Regions from separate parts of the Homo sapiens genome. Here region 1 is linked to region 2. The links are chromatin contacts, found by Hi-C or POLR2A ChIA-PET in ENCODE. All regions are on one chromosome and are shown on one strand. The core of a region is the stretch at or near the end of the contact, and the rest is flanking DNA. Distances in the headings are between cores, read along the strand shown.

The links. Hi-C counts contacts between places; a loop is a spot of excess contacts on that map. ChIA-PET counts read pairs that join two places held with the same protein, here RNA polymerase II (POLR2A). Pooled maps may share reads with other maps.
Region 1: a loop to region 2 is called in a map of PC-9, with 4 times the contacts of the local background. The contact joins two enhancer-like sites. A Hi-C loop is called at or near these places in 2 of 168 maps with a recorded cell type or tissue (MCF 10A and PC-9) and 3 of 50 pooled maps. POLR2A ChIA-PET finds 5 or more read pairs at or near these places in 4 of 52 experiments (A549, K562, PC-9 and 1 more).

Annotation. Positions count from the first base shown.
Region 1 is chr6:4,686,476-4,690,381 of GRCh38, forward strand. No RefSeq gene overlaps it. Among named protein-coding and RNA genes, the nearest start is that of KU-MEL-3, 78 kb to the left of the region's middle. Within about 2 kb of position 1,721, at least 8 of the 41 ENCODE cell types and tissues checked have a DNase peak (open chromatin) inside an H3K27ac peak, as active enhancers do; they include PC-9, where a contact is called at or near this core.
Region 2 is chr6:4,731,636-4,735,524 of GRCh38, forward strand. It overlaps a transcript of CDYL not described here. Among named protein-coding and RNA genes, the nearest start is that of CDYL-AS1, 42 kb to the right of the region's middle. RefSeq lists enhancers at 381-1,271, 1,272-2,161 and a silencer at 3,342-3,540. Within about 2 kb of position 1,461, at least 5 of the 41 ENCODE cell types and tissues checked have a DNase peak (open chromatin) inside an H3K27ac peak, as active enhancers do; they include PC-9, where a contact is called at or near this core.

The sequences.
Region 1 (3,906 bases), core at 471-2,970, 45 kb before region 2:
TTGGGAATCCAACAAGTTCATGAGAAAGTCATCATCAGAGGGTTTCTTAACAAAACTGTCAAGCTGGGCCAGACATAGTGGCTCACACCTGTAATCTCCATGTACTGAGAGGTCAAGGCAAGAGGATCACTTGAGGCCAGAAGTTCACAACCAGCCAGGGCAACATAGTGAGACCCCATCCCTACAAAAAATGTTTAAATCAGCCAGGTGTAGTAGTGCACACCTGTAGTCCTAGCTACTTGGGATGCTAAAGTGGGAGGATCATTTGAGTCCAGGAGTTCGAGGTAGCCATGAGCCATGATCATGCCACTGCACTTCAGCCTGGGCAACATATCAAGACCATGTTTCTTAAAAAAACAAACAAACAGGCTGGGCGCCATGGCTCACGCCTGTAATCCCAGCACTTTGGGAGGCCAAGGGGCCGGGCGGGGGAGGCGTGGATCATGAGGTCAGGAGTTCGAGACCAGCCTGGCCAAGATGGTGAAACCCCATCTCTACAAAAAATACAAAAATTAGCTGGGCATGGTGGCGGGCACCTGTAATCCCAGCTACTCGGGAGACTGAGGCAGGAGAATCATTTGAACCTGGGAGATGGAGGTTGCAGTGGGCCGAGATCATGCCATTGCACTCCAGCCTGAGTGACAGTGTGAGACTATGTCTCAAAAAACAAAAAAATGAAAAAAAAAAAGAACAGCCGAGCTGAATCATCTTACAATTAATTCCACTGTCAGTAAAGCCCTCCACTCACCTACTACCACCAGCACCATGCAGAGCAGACTATAAACAGATTTTTGGTGCACCACTCTTAAACTATAAACAGTATAGGCAAGAATCCCAAGATAACTTGAGAAGCATTTACCCTGTTTCATTGATCCTAAGATGCATGTGTCCGAATGAACATCTCTGAAATCCGCCTTACAAATCAATAGTATTGCAAAATCATGGTCAGTCAGGAGGCAGCCGTGATACGGCCATGCAAAATAATTTCGTGGACACTTTCTCGTAAGATTAAGAGCACCAGCATCGAAGGTTCTCAAAGTCGATAAAATACGGTAATCTGAAAGCCAGAGACCAAAGCAAAGTGGAAAAAGGAGGTAAAAACAGAGAAAATAGCCCCCAAACCCTTATTAATATCCTGAGAGAGATAACGGAATACAATATACTCATTTTTAAAAAATATGAAAGAACATTTAAATAATCCTTGGAATTTAAAATAAGGCAGCTTGCAATAGAAGACTAGGTTGGGAAAATTTCCCAGAGAGAAGGGTAAACAGAAAAAGAGATAGAAAATAGACAAGAAAAAAATAAGAAAATTAGAGAACTGTCCAGGAGTTTCAAAAAGAGAAAATAAAGAAACCATCAGCAAAATTATTCAAGAAAAATCTCTCAGAATTGAAAGACATAAGTTTCTAGATTAAAAGGAGCCCACCAAGTCCCAGAAGACAAAATAAACCCACAACAAAGTGCATCATTGTGACATATAGGAACACTAGGGACAGAGAAAGAGTCTACAAACTTCGAGAGAGAGAGAGAGAACAACGCAGGTCTTAAGTAACAAGGCAGAATATAACAGAGCAGAACTTCCAAATTCCAAATTCCAAATTTTAAAACCTAGAATTGAATACTCAGCCAAACTATCAATGAAATGAGATGACACGATAAAGGCCTTTTCAGACCTGCAGGGAAAGAAGTGAAGAAATCACCCAGATAATGGGTGGAGGCAGAACGCAAGATGGCAGATGAGTCACTGCTGTGTGAGCAACCCGTGCAGTTTGGAGCAGATCAGAAGATCCAGAAGAGATTTCTTCAAGAAAATGAAATTAAACATATTGAGAGGTATGCCCAATTGAAAGAGCTGGCATTGAATTAGTTACAAGTATACAGAAAAATAAGCAAATAGAACTGGAAGACAATTATTAACTCTATGGAAAATAAAAAAGTGCAAGAGGAAGGAAACGTAATGATTGTGTACCGCGTGACTCAGCAAGCATAGTCACAATAAACACTGAAAAATGAGCCAGCCAAAATTAGAACTTAACTGGATAAAGAGAATGGAGAAGACTTAAATTGTGTTCTGAGAGACAGGCGGGTAAAAGACGGTGAAATCTTTGTATTCCAGCAAATACTTACTACCCACATTTTTTCTTCAAGAAACATGCTAGCATTTTACATATTTACCAATTTACATATTTTACAAATACGGAAATGAACATGAAAACACTCAGGTGAAAGTTACAAGGAGGTGCTTCTGGAAAGTGGGACAGGGAACTGCTGCAATGTTTGACAATCAGCCATGTTGAGTGATCTTAATATTTGCACTCTATACATACGTGGCTTTAACAAAAGTAAAAGTTAAAGTAGAAAAAAAGGAAAGAAGAATGAATGAGCATGGGCTTTGAAATCATGCGTAGGTTTGACCACCAAGTATAGTTGGCCCTCTGTATCCATGGATTCCACGTCTGTGGATTCAACCAACCGATTTCGATAATCTGATTTCAGATTATTTCCGATTGAAAATAGCTGGAAAAACGTGTCTGTACTGAACATCCCACTTTGAGAGGCTGAGGTGGGTGGATCACTTGAGGTCATGAGTTTGAGACCAGTCTGGTCAACATGGGGAAACCCCCATTTCTAGTGAAAAAAAAAAAAAATTAGCCGGACGTGGTAGAACACACCTGTAGTCCCAGCTACTCGAGAGGCTGAGGCAGGAGAATCTCTTGAACCTAGGAGGCAGAGGTTGCAGTGAGCCGAGATGGCACCGCCTGGGCAACAGTAAGTGAGACTCCACCTCAAAAAAAAAAAAAGAAAAAAAAAGTTATGCTCTCTGGTAGATAATCAGAAATAACATGAAAGTAAATAGAAATGTTTTAAACCATTTCTTCCTCATGTAAGATATTTTCTGATGGAGTCATAAGAAAAGGAGGAAATGTACAGAAAACAGGAGGGCTTTGGAAGAAATTAGGGGGGTTCTACAAAGTGTTTGGGGCTGGGAGCAACTATTCAAGGAATTTCCATTTCCAAGCTACCAACGGTGTATTGGTCCATTCTCACATTACTATAAAGAACTACCTGAGACCAGGCGCAGTGGCTCACGCCCATATTCCCAGCACTTTGGGAGGCCAAGGTGGGTGTATCAACTAAGGTCAGGAGTTCGAGACCAGCCTGGCCAACATGGTGAAACCCTGTGTCTACTAAAAATACAAAAATTAGCCAGGCATGGTGGTGCATGTCTGTAGTCCCACCTATTCAGGAGGCTGAGGCAGGAGAATTGCTTGAACCCAGAGGCGGAGGTTGCAGTGAGCAGAGATCGTGCCACTGCACTCCAACCTGGGCGACAGGGCGATACTCCGTCTCAAAAAAAAAAAAAAAAAAAAAAAAAAGAACTACCTGAGACTGGGTATTTTTTTAATTTATTTTTATTTTTTGAGACAGCGTCTTGCTCTATTGCCCAGGCTGGAGTGCAGTGGCACAATCTCAGCTCACTGCAACCTCTGCCTCCTAGGCTCAAGGCATTATTCTCCCACCTCAGTCTCTCACGTAGCTGGGACTACAGGCACCTGCCACCACACCGGGCTAATTTTTGTATTTTTAGTACAGAGGAGGTTTCACCATGTTGGCCAGGCTGGTCTAGAACTCCTGAGCTCAAGCAATCCACCTGCCTCAGCCTCCCAAAGTGTTGGGATTACAGGCATGAGCCACCATGCCTGGCCAAGACTGAGTAATTTATAAAGAAAAGAGATTTAATTGGCTCACCATTCCACAGGCTCTACAGGAAGCCTGGCTGGGGAGGCCTCAGGCAACAATCATGGTGGGAGGTGAAGGGGAAGCTGGCACGTCTTACTTGGCAGGAGCAGGAGGACCACCAAGAGAAAGGGGAGGTGCTACATACTTTTAAACAACCAGATC
Region 2 (3,889 bases), core at 211-2,710:
TAAAAATACAATAATTAGCCAGATGCGGTGGCATGCACCTGTAATCCCAGCTACTCAGGAGACTGAGGCAGGAGAATCACTTGAACCCCAGAGGCAGAGGTTGCAGTGAGCCGAGATGCAGGTTGCAGTGAGCCAACATCGCACCACTGCACTCCAGCCTGAGTGACAGAGAAAGACTCTGTCTCAAAAAAAAAAAAGAAATCATTGCCTCCTGCAAAAATTAATATGCAAGAAAATTCAAGGGACTAGTAATCTGTGGAAGGAGGGGGAAGATGGTAATGTTTTATTTCTTTTCGGTGTCAATTACATGAGGTCATTTTATTTTATAATATATTCTCTTGTATGTGTGAAATACAAATTTTAAATATGTGATAATTTAAAAGTAATATGTAGAGTTGATTTAAAATAGGAAAAAATGACTGGGCATGGTGGTCCATCCCTGTAATCCCAGCACTCTGGGAGGCTGAGACAGGAGGATCACTTGAGCCAAGGAGTTTGGGACTGGCCTGGGCAACATAGCAAGATCCTGTCTCTACAAAAAGTACAAAAATTAGCTAAGCATGATGGTGCATGCTTGTAGTTCCAGCTACTCAGGAGGCTGAGGCGGGAGGATTGCTTGAGCCCCAGAGATTGCAAATGTAGTGAGCTCTGATTGTGCCACCGCACCCCAGCCTGGGCAACAGAGCCAGACCCTGTCTCTAAATTAATTAATTAATTTAATTTAATGGGAAGAAATGTCTGGGCACTGCGGCTTATGCCTGTAATCCCAGCACATTGGGAGGCAGAGGCTGGAGGATCACTTGAGGCAAGAAATTCAAGACCAGCCTGAGCAACATAGCAAGACCCCATCTCTACAAAAACATTAAAAAATAAAAAATTCACTGGGCATAGTGGTGAATGCCTGCAGTCATAGCTACTCAGGAGGCTGAGGTGGGAGGCTTGCTGGAGCCTGGGAGGTTGAGGCAGCAAATGAGCTCTGGTTGCACCACTGCACTGCAGCCTGGGCAACAGAGAGAGATCCTGTTTTTTAAAAAAAAAGAGGGGGGGATTGGGGGGGAATTCTCAGTATCCCTTCAATTTTGAGGGGAAAAAAGGTAATAAGAAAAAACAAGGAGAAAGCAATAGATAAGCAAATGAAAGGGAGGAAAACAGATTCAAGTTTGAAAAGGAAAATGAAAGAAAAGATAGCGGCCTGGAAGACAGGCAGAGATAGGAGGATTAGATGGAGTATTTGGCTGAACAGGGACAACAGAGGTGGTGAGGAGTCCCTGCGGCGCTGCAGAGTGGGAGAGAGCGGAACAGTGAAAGCTACTTCGGATCCTCCAAGAAACGTCAGCAAATCCATCCTATTCCTCAGCATTCTGCTTCAGCCACCTAAGGCAGTCAGCCTCCCACTGCCGTTCAGCCTGTGTGGCCCAGAGCCAGGAAGCACGTTCCCTCGCAGCTCTGGGTACAGATTCCCTATACACATGAGTGTCTCCCTCCCGGTGACTCAGCTGCTGTGCTTTCCTCTCCTTCCCCAGGGCCTGAGCAGTAGCCTGCCTGATGATGATCAAGCAGAGCCCTGCAAGTTTCAAGAGGAATGTCAGTGACTCTTCACTGAAACCCCCCAGGTAGGCATGCAGTGACAATCCAGGGCTTTCCTGGACACATTGCAATCCTAACCTCAGGGTAAAAGCCATGTCCCTGTTCCGCCACAGCATGGCAAAATCAATTCCAGTTGGATTAAAAAGTTACATGTTTTTAAAAAAATGAAACCGTAAAAATGTATGTGACTCAGATAAAGTAAAAAAAAAAAAAAGAAAAAAGTGAGTGGTTATGTGTTTTTAAAAAGACAGAGATCAAATGGATAAATATTACACAAGACTAGTCTAAATTGTTTGGTGTACACCATGAAATACTTTTTTCAACCTCTGGCTCCAAATCTCCAAACTTTTGTCCCCTTCCTTACTCCTTGTGCTGAACAGACAGCCTTTTAGTCACTCAGTTTTAAGAGAAACTTCATTCTGGTCATTAAGACTCCATCTCAGGTATGAAAATTTCAGTAAGTGAAGGCAAAGATTAATTTTATATTCGTTTAAAGGCTTTTCCCGTCCACCTAAGGCCAGGCTTGCAGTCCCTGTTCTGGAAGGTGGGCTGTTTGCTCTTTCTGCATTTTACTCCTCTTCTCCTCTCTCTCTGCAGTTTCTTTTTCTTTTTCTTTTCTTTTCTTCTTCTTTTTTTTTTTTTTTCTTGAGACAGAGTCTCACTCTGTTACCCAGGTTGGAGTGCAATGGCACAATCTCGTGTCACTGCAACCTCTGCTTCCTGGGTTCAAGCTATTCTCCTGCCTCAGCCACCCAAGTAGCTAGGATTACAGGTGATGGCTAATTTTTGTATTTTTTAGTAGAGATGGGGTTTCACCATGTTGGCCAGGCTGGTCTCGAATTCCTGGCCTCAGGTGATCCATCCGTCTCAGCCTCCCAAAGTGCTGGGATTACAGGCATGAGCCACCACGCCCAGCCCTCTCTCTGCTGTTTCCCCTCTGGCGTTGTCGGGAAGGGAGGGGAAAGGACTAGGGGAAAGGTGCCTTTATGTAAGTCATGCAGCTGTCCTGACAGTCAAACTCTCTCTCTGGGAGGGTCCCCTTGTGTGGGCTCAAGAGACCTTTGAGGGTCTCTCCAGGGCACTGTTGTCTGATGCATACTGGGTCATCTCAGAGTCCCACTCCTAGGCTCCTGCCAGCTCTCCCCATCACAGCCTGGGGCACATGATGCAGGGGGCTCCCCACCAGACAGCCAGCCACCTTGGGCGGGTCACCAGCCAGATGGCCTGAGTCACTGTCTGCTGCATTCACTTGGCCCACAGCACATCCTTCCACTCCACATTCCAGATGGGGAGAGTGTAGCTGCTCTCTCTGTCTGCTTTCTCTTCATCCCGCTGGGACGGGCTGCTGCAGCAAGACTTTTGCATTCAGAATTCTCTAGATGAAAAGGAGAGACCAGTTTCTATGTTCAGTTAGACTCCTAATTCAGGAAGGGGAGGGCACAGGGATGGGAAGTTGGGGGATGGGGATGGAGGGAAGATGGGGATGGGGAAGAGGATGGGTCCACCTCTCTCAGAAACTTTCTCATTATTCTGTGCTAGTGTCAGCACCAGATGGGCCTTCAGACCCCAGCATCTCCGTGAGCAGTGAGCAAAGCGGGGCACAGCAGCCTCCCGCTTTACAGGTAGGTCTTGGTTTCTCCCAGTGGCAAGCTTGGAGTCCATCTGGCAAGGAAGAGCCCATAGGGGAATCGCCCCACACCACACTCTCCCTTTACATCTGTCCTGTGCTTGGGTCCCTTTGGTGGTCTGGTGAAGCTGTGGACTCCTTAGAATGATGTTTTTGGCCGGGCACAGTGGCTCATGCCTGTAATCCCAGCACTTTGGGAGGCCGAGGCAGGCGGATCAGCTGAGGTCGGGAGTTCAAGACCAGCCTGACCAACATGGAGAAACCCCGTCTCTACTAAAAATACAAAATTTGCTGGGCGTGGTGGCGCATGCCTGTAATCCCAGCTACTTAGGAGGCTGAGGCAGGAGAATCGCTTGAACCCGGGAGATGGAGGTTGCGGTGAGCTGAGATTCATTACATCGTTGCACTCTAGCCTGGGTAACAACAGCGAAACTCTGTCTCAAAAAAAAGAAAAAAAAAAGGACGTTTTTAAGTTTATAAAATAAAATATACAGGACTACAAAGGTTATCAATTACATTGAAATGCAGTTATCACAATCATTTGAAAATGTGTACTCTAGTAATAATGCTTCTTTTTAAAAAAAATCACTTTATTAGGATATAATTGACATACAAAAAGCTGTACCTATTCAGGCCAGGCTCAGTGGCTCATGGCTGTAATCCTAGCCCTTTGGG